Linked DNA regions of Homo sapiens: region 1 is linked to region 2. Evidence: read pairs that join two places in POLR2A ChIA-PET (ENCODE). Cell type or tissue: MCF 10A. All regions are shown on one strand. Links, peaks and the distances in the headings refer to the core of each region. The heading gives the core; the rest is flanking DNA.

Region 1 (7,099 bases), core at 1,689-4,188, 76 kb after region 2:
GCTACTCAGGAGAATCACTTGAACCCAGGAGGCAGATGTTACAGTGAGCTGAGATCACACCACTGCACTCCAGCCTGGACAACAGAGAGAGACTCCATTCCCCACACCGCCCCGCCCCCCCCCAAAAAAAGGAAATACAAATCTAATTGTCACCTAAACGAGCCAGAAGGTAGAATCAATTATGGGTAGTGAGCTGATTTAGCTAAAGACAAAAAAAGACATTTTAAAATGTTATACTCCGTATAAAGCAGCAAACCCCATTTACAGCCTTTAGTAGTTTATTTTAGGATGCTCAGAAAACATTAAAAATTGATATAGCCCTGTTTGGGTCAAAAACTGTACATAACCAGATCGAGGTCCAAGAGACTATGATGTATTTCTTGGCTTCTCTCAAGATCTCTGGGTCCCCTAAAGCAGATTTGACTTTCCAGGAGGTTCAACTATATAGAACAATTCTTGAATCATTTTGAGTAATTTGGAATCAGACTACTTTACAAGTTCCTACAGTACAGACCCTGTCCTCATCTAAGAGGTTGAAGGTTCATGGACTGCGTTAACACTTTTGTCAAGGTTACATCTAACAGGACTATATCCGTTGGCTATAAAATGCCAAGAACTGAAGTAGCTGCAGTTAAGAGGCATATAAGGAGATACAAAGGCATCTCATTATTCCAAATAAGGCACTAAATTAACCATCAGCATTATGTAGATACCTTACATTGCAGATACAGGCTGAATAAAGAAAAGACAAATATATGAAAAGTAAAGAGATAAAGTGGTTCCGCAACTTTCTGGCTATGTCGGCTTGGGCAAATTACTTAACCTCTCTATATACTTAGCTCTCATCCCTAAAATGCAAATAATAGGATCTACTTCATACATTTGCTGTGATGATTAATTAATGTCTATAACAGTACTTGGAATATAGTAAGCTGTAAAATATATATATATATATATATTTTTTTTTTTTTTTTGCCCAGAGGATGATCATTTTTAATTTAAAAAGATTGTTAACAGGTCTGAACTCTTTTGTTATTTACATAAACAAAACAAAATTTTTTGACTGAGAGTAATTAATGCCTCTTAATTCAAACTAAATATTCTTTTGCTTCAGAGGTGGACAGAGAAACACTCTTCTAATTGTAAAATTTTTTTGTTATTATACTTTAAGTTCTAGGGTACATGCGCACAATGTGCAGGTTTATTACAGAGGTATACATGTGCCATGTTGGTTTGTTGCACCCATTTACATTAGGTATTTCTCCTAATGCTATCCCTCCTCCCTCCCCCACCCCACAACAGGCTCCAGTGTGTGATGTTCCCCACCCTGTGTCCAAGTGTTCTCATTGTTCAATTCCCACCTATGAGTGAGAACATGTGGTGTTTGGTTTTCCGTCCTTGCAATAGTTTGCTCAAAATGATGGTTTCCAGCTTCATCTATGTCCCTGCAAAGGACATGAACTCATCCTTTTTTATGGCTGCATAGTATTCCATGGTGTGTATGTGCCACGTTTTCTTAATCCAGTCTATCATCGATGGACATTTGGGTTGGTTCCAAGCCTGCTATTGTGAATAGTGCCACAGTAAACATATGTGTGCATGTGTCTTTATAGTAGCATGATTTATAATCCTTTAGGTATATACCCAGTAATGGGATCACTAGGTCAAATGGTATTTCTAGTTCTCGATCCTTGAATCGCCACACTGTCTTCCATAATGGTTGAACTAATTTACACTTCCAAAAACAGTGTAAAAGCGTTCCTATTTCTCCACATCATCTCCAGCATCTGTTGTTTCCTGAATTTTTAACAACTGCCATTCTAACTGGTATGAGATGGTATCTCATTGTGGTTTTGATTTGCATTTCTCTGATGACCAGTGATGATGAGCATTTTCTAATGTGTCTGTTGGCTGCATAAATGTCTTCTTTTGAGAAGTGTCTGTTCATATCCTTTGCCCACTTTTTGATGGGGTTGTTTTTTTCTTGTAAATTTGTTTGAGTTCTTTGTAGATTCTGGATATTAGCCCTTTGTCAGATGGGTAGATTGCAAAAATTTTCTCCCATTCTGTAGGTTTCCTGTTCACTCTGAGGGTAGCTTCTTCTGCCATGCAGAAGCTCTTTAGTTTAATTAGATCCCATTTGTCTATTCTGGCTTTTGTTGCCATTGCTTTTGGTGTTTTAGTCATGAAGTCCTTGACCATGCCTATGTCCTGAATAGTATTGCCTAGATTTTCTTCTAGGGTTTTTATAGCGTTAGGTCTAACATTTTAAGTCTTTAATCCATCTCGAATTAATTTTTGTATAAAGAAAGGGATCCAGTTTCAGCTTTCTACATATGGCTAGCCAGTTTTCCCAGTACCATGTATTAAATAGGGAATCCTTTCCCCATTTCTTGTTTTTGTCAGGTTTGTCAAAGATCAGATGGTTATAGATGTGTGGTGTTATTTCTGAGGCCTCTGTTCTGTTCCATTGGTCAATATATCTGTTTTGGTACCAGTACCATGCTGTTTTGGTTACTGTAGCCTTGTAGTATAGTTTGAAGTCAGGTAGTACAATGCCTCCAGTTTTGTTCTTTTTGCTTAGGATTGTCTTGGGAATGCGGGCTCTTTTTTGGTTCTATATGAACTTTAAAGTAGTTTTTTCCAATTCTGTGAAGAAAGTCATTGGTAGCTTGATGGGGATGGCATTGAATCTATAAATTATCTTGGGCAGTATGGCCATTTTCACGATATTGATTCTTCCTATCCATAAGCACGGAATGTTCTTCCATTTGTTTGTGTCTCTCTCTTATTTTGTTGAGCAGTGGTTTGTAGTTCTCCTTGAAGAGGTCCCTCATATCCCTTGTAAGTTGGATTCCTAGGTATTTTATTCTCTTTGTAGCAATATGAATGGGAGTTCACTCATGATTTGGCTCTCTGTCTGTTATTAGTGTACAGGAATGAGTAAGCTGTAAAATATTTCTTCAAGATGCATGTGGGAATGAAACACAGAATAGGTACTTATGCCCAGTATACATGAACTTTATTTCTGAGATGTGAACATGAGTCTTTTTAATAGTTTCCCTCACTAAAGCTTAAATGATTCTATGGTACAATTTTTACAAACCAGTTCTATCAAGATTAAAGTAATGATAAAAGTTCATTTAACTTTATATAATACTTTAACCTATTCCACTTAAAATACAGTTAATCCCCCAAGGGAACAGGATTGTTCTAGTTATTCATTTAACCTTCTTTCCTGCTGAAGGGAAAGGGCCTCTGAGTGCTACATAATTAGTGGTGATTAATAGGAGACAGGAATGTGATGAAATTTGGAAAGCTGGAAAAAAACCAATGTAAAAGCCTCAATTAAAATACATGGAAATTCAAATCAGTTCTGTTTTAGCATTTTCAAATATTTAGCAATTTTCTTCAAAAGTAAGATTATAATCCACAAAACTATTTAAACAATGGCAGTAGGAAAAATTTGTAAAATTGGAATAAAAGCTACCCTTAAATCTGGGTCTGAACTGCTTCCTTGACAGGCAAGCGCCTACGAGTACAGGTTAGTCATTCAAGAGTTTATAAATTAGTAGTCTGAGCTGTGAGCCACTACTAGGAAGGGAGAAATATGGGTCACACGCTGTTTAAATTACATGTCCTTTTCAAAACTGTAAGAACAACATACAGATCAGTGGCTAAGAGGGGCTGGGAGGAGGGGCAGGGCTAACTACAAAGTGGCATGGGGGACGTTAAAGGGGTGACAAAACTTGATTGTAGGGATAGTTAACAACAAAATATCCTTGTCAAAACTCAAAGAATTAAATAAAAAGGTAAATTTTACTGTATGTAAATTATACTTTCAAAAAGCAGAAAAAGTTATAGGGAAAAATTAAATTGCCTATTAAAGTAAAAAAATTTGCATGTCATTTAAAACAAATCATATGAAAGATTTCCATTAAGGAGTTCAAATGCTGGAAAATACTTAGTATAATCAAGTATATTAAAACATTTTCCAAACAGTAAGAAATAAGGTAAAATACTTGATTTTAAGAAACATTAGCTTGAGGTAAAAGATCACATAAAAGTTAATCAAATACCTATATGTGATTTCACTGCTTTCTCAGAACTCATAATTTTTAATTTTTAAGAATATGGTAAAAGTGCTAAAAAAGTTATAATTAAAACTACAAAATAATTCATAACATGATTTTTATGTACTACAAAAACTATTAAAATTAAAAAGTTGAACAATTGATGTTCTCTATTTCAATTCTATGACTTGATGAGGGTCCTAAAACCCCAGAGAGATAAAGAGATTTTGTTCTCCCTGGGAGTCTGTAAGCCTTGCTTAAGAAGGACTTCCTTCTTGCTCCCAGGAAACCTTACACTTCCCAACCAGGAATGACACATAATATGCTGCACGTATAAAGCTAGGCTTGATGCTGAATAAAATGTAAATAATTTTTATGGCAGGCACAGTGGCTCGTGCCTGTAATCCCAGCACTTTGGAGGCTGAGGCAGGCAGATGACCTGAGGTTCCGAGTTCGAGACCAGCCTCGCCAACACGGCAAAACTCCATCTCTACTAAAAATACAAAAATTAGCTGGGCGTGGTGGCACATGCCTGTAATCTCAGCTACTCAGGAGGCTGAGGCAGGAGAATCGCTTGAACCTGGGAGGCAGAGGTTGCAGTGAGCTGAGATCATGCCACTGCACTCCAGCCTGGGCAAGAGCAAGACTCTGTCTCAAAAAATAATAATAATTTTTGCAGCTATCCACCCTCAATGGAGAATCTGAGGCAGAGAAGCGAGAAGGAAAGGGAGGCCCCATGAGCTGAGCCTGGGCACAAGGGCCACCTAACAAGGCCTCTCTGAATTCAGAAAGGCTGAACAGGCTGCCCCAGAATGGCAGCCAGCCTCTTCCTTCAGGCAGCTTATACTAGCAAGAGTTGGGTGAGGGGTTTACAGAGGGAATGGCAGAAATAGAAAAACAATTTGTTTTGCTCAACAGAAAAATAATTTAAGAGCCAAGAGAGGCTCTAGTAGTCAGTCCCCTTTGTGACCCCGTATAACCTCAGTCTCAGAAATGAGCCTGCCTTCTTGCTGACAAAAAGAGCCTTAAACCCATATGGCAAGGATGCCTGGGCTTCCTGCTGCCTACCCCACAACTCTAGTTTCCTCCTACCTCCCTATTCTGTTTCTTAGGAAGAAGTACCTCTGCCATCTGTGCTCTCATACCACAGCTCTCAAACCTTTAAATTTTGGTTTTAGACTCTCTTTACACACTAAAAAATTAGAGCCCAAAGAGCTTTTTTTTAATGTGGGCTATAATCTATCAATATTTACTGTATTAGAAATTAAAACCAAGGAATGTTTAAAATATGTATTAATTCATTTAAGCCCATTAAATGTTAATAACATTTTATGGAGGAAAAAAAAACTACATTAAAAAAATGAGAACAGTGGAATTGTTTTACATTTTACAAAACCTTTTAATGTCAGGCTCAATGAAAGCCACAGAGGCTGGGCAAGGTGCCTCACATTTATAATCCCAACACTTTGGGAGGCCGAGGCATGAGGACTGCTTGAGCTCAGGAGTTGGAGACCAGCCTGGGCAACATAGCAAAACCCCATCTCTACAAAAAAAAAAAAAAAAAAAAAAAAAAACATAAAAATAAAAAAACAGGCCAGGCACAGTGGCTTACGCCTGTAATCCCAACACTTTGGGAGGGTGAGGCGGGAGGATCACGAGGTCAGGAGTTCACAACCAGCCTGGCAAAACCCTGTCTCTACTAAAAATACAAAAATTAGCCGGGCATCATGGCGCACGCCTGTAGTCCCAGCTACTTGGGAGGCTGAGGTAGTAGAATCGCTTGAACCCAGGAGGCAGAGGTTGTAGTGAGCCAAGATCGCACCTCTGCACTCCAGTCTGGGTGACAGAGTGAGACTCTGTCTCAAAAAATACACATAAAATAAAAAATAAAAAACTGTCCAGGTGTGGTGACATGCACCTGTAGTCCCAGCTACTCAGAGGGCTGAGGTGGGAGGATGACTTGAACCTAGGAAGTTGAGGCTACAGTGAGCCGTTATCATGGCACTGCACTCCAGCCTGGGTGACAGAGCAAGACTCTGTCTCCAAAAAAAAAAAAGGCTGGATCTCATCTGCTTCTGCAGTCATTCTGACAGTCTTCCTCATGCCTCCAAAAACTCCATGGTACGCTCTTAAGAGAATGAAAGTATAAAGGCAAATGATATCCTAGTAGTACTATGAAAATAGTTTTGACCTTGCAGATCCCCTGAGAGGGTCTCAGAGACCACAGAGCCCTGGACCAGTCTTGGTTCTGAGCAGCACTACTCCAGACAACCATCGTCTCCCATGTGTTCCTGGGTCTGCTTCATTAGATAACCACTCTTGAACCTGGCTCACGCACTCCAGGCTCCCTCACACCACCACCACCAAATGGCCCATCGTCTCTAACCTAAAACGCAACAGAAAACTTCCTCCTTATGCTGTTTTTTAATTCCTTCTGTCATTTCACCAAACTTCTAAGAAAAAGTAGTTCCCTCTGGCTCTACCGCCTCACCACTCCTGCTTTTTGCTATCTTAATTACCAAAGTAATACACAGATACTTTTTTTTAAATCAAACAATATGGATAAATGACCATCCACAATCCCAATCTCCTCCCCACTGATAACCACTGTTAGCCCTAGAAAATACCTATTTTTCTGAATTAAATCAATATCAGATTGAAATTTTTGTTTCCTTGTGTTTTGCCCCCTCCAAATTTTTACTTTTTTTTTAATTCTGAAAAACTTCTATTTAGTTAGATTCCAATTCTTTTGGTGACCTATGTTATGGATCAAATTATAAGGGCTGTCAATTAGGAGATAAAATGAACTAATGCTTCTTTACAAAGTGAGTACTAAACTAATGTTAAGATCATGTGGATTTTATGACAATATAATAAAACGATAATTAGATAACTGTGCCTTGTATGTAAAATCTTCATATTTCATTACCTAAATGCAGATGAATGCTGACTATATTTGTATCATCTTAATTCACAATAGTGCATTTAAGGTTTATGAAACATTTTAATATATAGTATCTCTTTAA
Region 2 (7,099 bases), core at 2,128-4,627:
CAAGGATTTTAACTTTCAAAGACGGCAGAGCCTAACACTGTGGTGTGCATTAGAAAAAAACTTGTTAAACTGAACCTAGGGCAGTCACTTTAACTATCAGAGCGTCCCTACTAATATAATGAAAGCCTCAGAAATCAAAAAGTTAGATTACATTCAGTATATATATTTTTAAGGCTGAGAAGGTCTTGTTGCAATTATTCCCAGTGAGAAATCACAATTAACTGAGTTTTACATGATTGGATGACTCTAACCATCCATATAACCCTCCCCTTCTTTTTTTGTTTTGCTTTTTGTTTGTTTTTGTTATTGTTGTTTTTTTTTTTTTTTTTTTTTTTTTTTTTTGGAGACAGAGTCTTGCTCTGTCACCAGGCTGGAGTGTAGTGGCGCGATCTCGGCTCACTGCAATCTCCACCTCCCGGGTTCAAGGGATTCCCCTGCCTCAGCCTCTTGAGTAGCTGGGAGTACAGGTGTGCACCACCATGCCGGGGTACTTTTTGTATTTTAGTAGAGTCGGGGTTTCACCATGTTGGCCAGGACAGTCTCGATCTCCTGACCTCGTGATCCGCCTGCCTTGGCCTCCCGGAGTGCTGGGATTACAGCTGTGAGCTACCGTGCCCAATCAACCCTATCCTTCTTCCTAGGGAGGCGGGAAAAACCCTGTTATATAACCCTATCTCTCCCTCTAGAGCTGGGGGGAGAAAAATCACAAAACCATTGCAAATATCAACACCAGCGATGGCTTCCAACCATAGCAAAGACCCAAGAATCACTCAGCAAGCTTGCTCTTTTCTCTGCTCAATTACCTTGCCTACAGGAGCTGATCCATTCTTCTTCAAGAAGTCATTTTATATCATCTTTCTCTTTAATCCAACACTCTTTTCTGCCTCTCTAGGGCTCAGCTCCAAATAAAACAATCATTTTCCCACTTTCAAATGTACAAACTGATAGGAATCTCTACTTATTTTCCCTTTCTTCCTTTCACAGTGGAGGAGTAGGTCTTCTATTCCTGTTTAAAGGTCAGCCCCACTCTCCTAACCCCTCATACCCTCCAGTGCAATCCCATTTCTGTGCTCCCTTTACAAGCAAACCTCCCGAAAGGGCGGTAGCAATGCTGATGGTAGCAATGATGCCCTCATCTTTGCTATGAGGCTGCAGAAGGCCTGGAAGATGAAGATGAAAAGAGAAAAATCTCAGGTATTCGTTTGGATAGAGTCATGAAGGTAAGGCAGCAGTTTATGTAGTACTTGTTTTTCTCAAGAGTTGTTATTTCTTCTTTTTTTTCTAGAGAGACAGGATCTCACTCTGTCACCCAGGCTAGAGTGCAATGGTGTGATCGTGGCTCACTGCAGCCTCTGCCTCCTGAGTAGCTGGGACTACAGGTGCATGGTGACACCTGGCTAATTTTTAAATTTTCTGCAGAGATGAGGTCTTGCTATGTTGCGCAGGCTAGTTTTGAACCCCTGGGCTCGAGCAATCCTCCTGCCTTGGTCTCCCAAAGTGCTAGGATTACAGACATGAGCCACTATCTGTAATGCGCCCATCTCTCCCTTCCCTCCTTCCATTCACTGTTTAATTCATTCCCATCTAACGTCTTTCCTTCTGAAACCACTGAAACACAAATACTAAAATCACAAACAATCTCTATATATGAAGTTTAACCCATTCTCATCCTAAATGACTGCTTAATAGCATCCAACACAAGTGACTCACTTCTTCCGTTCTAAACACTCTGGATTCTAGATTTTCTCTCAGCAACTACTTCTCAATCTGTCTACAGATCCTTCCTCCTGCAACTGTTTAATTGATGGAGTTCCTCAGAGCTCATGCACTCTACTTTCTTCCAAAATCTCTTGCAAAGTGCTCTTATACATAGCCAATGCTATGAATACAATATGTATTCCGATATTTCCTTAACTTATATTACTAATCTACAGTTTGTCTCTGGGATGCAGGCAATATATCATATGGTCTACTTAATACTTCCATGTGAATAAGTAATAAGCACCTCAAACCATAATGTTTGTTTATTGTCTACTTTCTCCACTAAAATGTAAGGCCCATAATGCTTTGGATCTTGTCTATTTTGTTCACCATTGTGAACAAAATGCTGTATGTCATACAGCACTTGGTTCATAGCAGATGCTAAATAAATATCTCATAATTAAATTGGTAAGTTGTTTTATAACAGTAATACATCTACTTCTGAGTTCCTTTTTGTATATATAAAATAAAATATTTAGTAGAAATCTTTTCAAAAACTTATAGAATTGTATTCTTAAAAGTCTGGGTTGTGGCTGGGCGCGGTGGCTCACGCCTGTAATCCCAGCATTTTGGGAGGCCGAGGCGGGCAGATCACGAGGTCGGGAGATTGAGACCATCCTGGCTAACACGGAGAAACCCTGTGTCTACTAAAAATACAAAAACAAAATTAGCCGGGCGTGGTGACAGGTGCCTGTAGTCCCAGCTACTCAGGAGGCTGAGGCGGGAGAATGGCATGGCAGGAGGTAGAGCTTGCAGTGAGCCAACATCACGCCACTGCACTCCAGTCTGGGTGACAGAGCGAGACTCCGTCTCAGAAAAAAAAAAAAATATGGGGCGGGAGAGGGGTGGAGCAAGAGAGCTGAATAGACAGCTTTATTGATCATCAGCCCTGCAGGAACACCAAATTTAACAACTATCACAAAAACGGCACCTTCATAAGAACCAGAAATCAGTACCAGGTTTTAACTTCAGACCACCGAAAGAGGCACCAAAGAGGGTAGGAAAGACAGTCTTGAATTGCTGATGCCACCCCTCCTCCACCTCCTGGCAGTGGCCATGGGCCGCAGAGAGAATCTGTGTGCTTGGGAAAAGAAAAGCACAGCAATTGTGAGACTTTGCACCGAATTCAGTGCTGTCCTGTCACAGGGGAAAGTAAATCGGGCTGAGGCCAATGCCCACTCACAGAAGGAACATTAAGACCAGCGCTAGCCACAGAGGAATCGCCTAAATGCCTATCCCCGTAGTGGGAACTTGAGTTCTGGCAAGCCTTACCACTGCGTGCTTAAGTGCTCTGAGGCTCTAAATGAACTTGAAAGGCACTCTAAGCCACAAGGACTGCAACTCCTGGCAAGTCCTGGTGCTGAGCTGGGCTCAGAGCCAGTGGACTTGTGGGGTACATGACCTACTGAGACACCAGCCAGGATGGCTAAAAGAGTACTTGCACTATCCCTCTCCCAACGCCAGGCAGCACAGTCTGCAGCTCCAAAAGAGACCCCTTTTTTCCACTTGAAGAGAGGAGAGGGAAAAGAGGACTATATCTTGCATATTGGATACCAGCTTCAGCCACAGTAAGACAGAATAAGGGAGGAGACCACCCCTCATATTGTCTTATGCCCAATTTCTGCCTCCAAAGAGAGAAGTAAAAACTAAAAGGCAGAAATGAAATCCACAAGCAGACAGCCCGGCACCACACCCTGGGCCTGGTAGTTAAAGATCAACCCCTGACCTAATTGGTTATTTGCATAAAAAAAGCACTGTGAAGATCCCTGTCCTATTCTGTTCCGTTCTAATTACCAGTGTATGCAACCCCCAGTCACGTACCCCCTGCTTGCTCAATCAATCACAACCCTCTCACGTGGACCCCCTTAGAGTTGTGAGCCCTTAAAAGGGACAGGAATTGCTCACTCCAGGAGCTCTCTTGAGACAGGAGTCTTGCCAATGCTCCCAGCCAAATAAACCCCTTCCTTCTTTAACTCGGTGTCTGAGGGGTTTTGTCTGCGGCTCTTCCTGCTACAAGAACACCAGGCAGTCATGAGACCCCCATTCCAGGCCCCAGCTAATGGATTTCTAGGTATACCCTGGGGCAGAAAGGAACCTGCTGCCTTGAACAGAAGGAACCAGTCTTGGCAGGATTCATCACCTGCTGACTAATGAGTCCTTGGGCCCTAAATAATCAGCAGCAATACCCAGGTAGTACGCCATGGACCTTGGGTTAGACTACAGGATGAGTTGGCTTCAGGTGAGACCCAGCCCCTTCCCCGCTGTGGTGGCTAAGGTGAAAGACTTCTCGTGCTTGAGTAAAGCAGAGGGAGAAGTAAAAGGGGCTTTATCTTGCAATTTAGGTACCAGCTTGGCCACAGTGGGGTAGAGCACCAAGTAGGCTCTTGGGGCTCCCAGTAAGAGGACTTGGCTCTAGGACAGCATTTCCGGATCTGCACTGGGCCAGAGGGGAGCCCACTGCCCTGAAGGGTGAGTCCCAGGGCCTGGCAGCATTCACTAAAAACTGACTGGAAAGGCCTTGGGCCCTCAATGAACATCAGCAGTAGCCTGGCAGTAATCCCCATGGGCCTGTGGTGGTGGCCATGGGGTGAGGCTCCTCTGCCTGTGGAAGAGGCGAGGGAAGAGTGGGAAGGACTGTGTCCCATGGTTTGAGTGCTAGCTCAACCACAGTAGAACAGAATACCAGGCAGAAAAGTAGGCAGATTTCTAAGGTTTCTGACTCCAGTCCCTAGTGACCAGACAGCATCTCTAGACCTACCCCGGGGCCTGGGGGAACTTGCTGCCCTGAAGGGAAGGACAAGGGCCTGGCTGGCACCTACATTAAAACAAACAAACAAACAAAACAAACTAAAAAAACTTCAAATAAACAACCTAAAAATGCATCCTAAAGAACTAGAAAACTAGTTTCTAGAAAACTAGAAAACTCCAAATTAGTAAAGGCAAAGAATAAAGATCAGAACAGAAATAAATAAAAGTGAAACAACACAATACAAAAAATCAACAAAACAACAAGTTGATTTTTTGAAAAGACAAATAAAATTGACAAACCTTTAGCCAGACTATGAAAAAAAGACAAAAGACCTAAATAAACAAAATCAAAGACGTAAAAGGAGACATTAGAACTGATACCAGCTGGGTGCGGTGGCTCATGCCTGTAATCCCAGCACTTTGGGAGGCCAAGGTGGGTGGATCACGAGGTCAGGAGTTCAAGACCAGCCTAGCCAAGATGGTGAAACCCCGTCTCTACTAAAAATACAAAAATTAGCTGGGCATGATGGCACGTGTCTGTAATCCTAGCTACTTGGGAGGCTGACGCACAGAATTGCTTAAACCTGGGAGGCGGAGGTTGCAATGAGCTGAGATTGCACCACTGCACTCCAGCCTGGGCAACAGAGCAAGACTCTGTTCAAAAAAAAAAAAAAAAAAAAGAACTGATACCCCAGAAAGTCAAAGGATTATTAGTGTCTACTATGAACAACTACATCCCAATAAATTGGAAAACTCAGATGAAATGGATAAATTCTTAGACACATACAACCTACCAAGATCAAACCATGAAGAAATCCAAAACCTGAACAGATAAATAATAAGTAATGAGATCAAAGTGATAAAAAGCTTCCCAGCAAAGAAAATCCTAGGACCCAATAGCTTCACAGCTGATTCTACCTAACATTTAAAGAAGAACTAATACCAATCCTTCTCAAACTATTCTGAAAAATAGGAGGGAATATTTCTTCCAAACTCATTCTCAAAGGTGAGTAATCCCCTGACATCAAAACCAGACAAAAGACACATCAAAAAAAGAAATCTACAGGCCAGTATCACTGATGAATATTAATGCAAAAATCCTCAATAAAGTACTAGCAAATCAAATCCAACAACACATTAAAAAGATCATGCATTAAAACCAACCAAGTTGTTGCATAGAGCTGATAAATTTCTCTGAATAGACATAGAAATTGATTCTCCCAGTCTTAACACTTGAAAAAGTTTCATTTGTCTTATCCAAGTTCCTTTCTCAGGAAACCACCCATCAGGCCTCCCAGAGTATGAAGGAGCTGAAACTTACCAGATCACTGCACCTGGACAATGAGAGTTCAAATCCCCCACCCATCATGATTGCCTAACCGACCACCTACTTCCTGTTGACCAACTTCTTTTCCTCACCCCTCCCTAACGCTTGTTTTCCCACACATGGTTACATTTCTTCCCTGTATATAAACCCCTAATTTTAGTTGGCCATGGAGATGATTTGAGACTGATCTCCCATCTCCTCAGCTGCAGGCACCCAATTAAAGCCTTCTCCCCTGGCAATAACTGTTGTCTCATTGACTGGTTTTCTGTCCAGTGAGCAGCAGTACCTAAACAGAATCCCTGGCACTTTGGCAACAGAACCAGAACCAGACAAAGACTTATCAAAAAAAAAAAAAATTTTTTTTTGGATACTGAATACCTAATTATTAAAAAAGAAAAATAAAAAAAGAAATCTACAGGTCATTATCACTGATGAATGTTGATGTAAAAATTCTCAAGAAAATTCTAGCCAACTGAATTCAACAACACATTAAAAAGATCATTCATCCTAACCAAGTGGGATTTTTCCCAGGGATGCAAAGATGGTTCAACATATGCAAATCAATCAATCTGACACATCATATCAACAGAATGAAGGACAAAAACCATATGATTATTCCAACTGATGTTGAAAAAGCATTTCATAAACTTCAACATCCCTTCATGATAAAAACCCTCAAAAAACTGGGTATATAAGGAACATATCTCAAAACAATAAAAGGCATATATGAGTAACTCATGGCTAGTATCATACTGAGTAGGGAAAAACTAAAAGCCTTTCTTCTAAGATCAGGAACACGATAAGGATGCCCACTTTCATCACTGTTATTCAACACAGTACTGGAAGTCCTAGCTAGAGCAATCAGACAACAGAAAGAAATAAAGGCCATTGAAACTGAAAAGGAAGAAGTCAAATCATACTTGCTTGCAGATGGTATGATCTTATATTTGGAAAAACCTAAATCTGAACCCCTCCCGAAAATCTATTAGAATTGATAAATTCAGTAAAGTTGGAGGATACAAAATCAACATACAAAAATCAGTCACATTTCCATATGCCAATAGCAAACAAGCTGAAAAAGAAATCAAGAAAGTAATCCCATTTACAATAGCTACAAAAAAAAAATACCTAGGAATTAAAGTGAAAGGTCTCTATAATGAAAACTATAAAACACTGATGCAAGAAATTGAAGAGGACACACAAAAAATGGAAAGATAGTCGATGTTCATGGATTGGAAGAATCAACATTGTTAAAATGTCCAT

What was found. Peaks named below come from ENCODE experiments on the same cell type or tissue, not always from the same donor. Only the 100,000 strongest peaks of a DNase experiment are listed, where the experiment ranks them.
Region 1: POLR2A ChIA-PET joins it to region 2 with 10 read pairs; 3 of 35 experiments call an interaction of 5 or more read pairs at or near these places.

Annotation. Positions count from the first base shown.
Region 1 is chr18:12,625,929-12,633,027 of GRCh38, forward strand. All of the region lies in intron 2 of SPIRE1 (spire type actin nucleation factor 1), which reads right to left. Among named protein-coding and RNA genes, the nearest start is that of SPIRE1, 29 kb to the right of the region's middle. In MCF 10A, for the core only: no CTCF peak of the experiment used is centred there; no DNase peak of the experiment used is centred there.
Region 2 is chr18:12,549,128-12,556,226 of GRCh38, forward strand. All of the region lies in intron 2 of SPIRE1 (spire type actin nucleation factor 1), which reads right to left. Among named protein-coding and RNA genes, the nearest start is that of SPIRE1, 110 kb to the right of the region's middle. In MCF 10A, for the core only: no CTCF peak of the experiment used is centred there; DNase peaks (open chromatin) are centred at 3,124 and 3,934.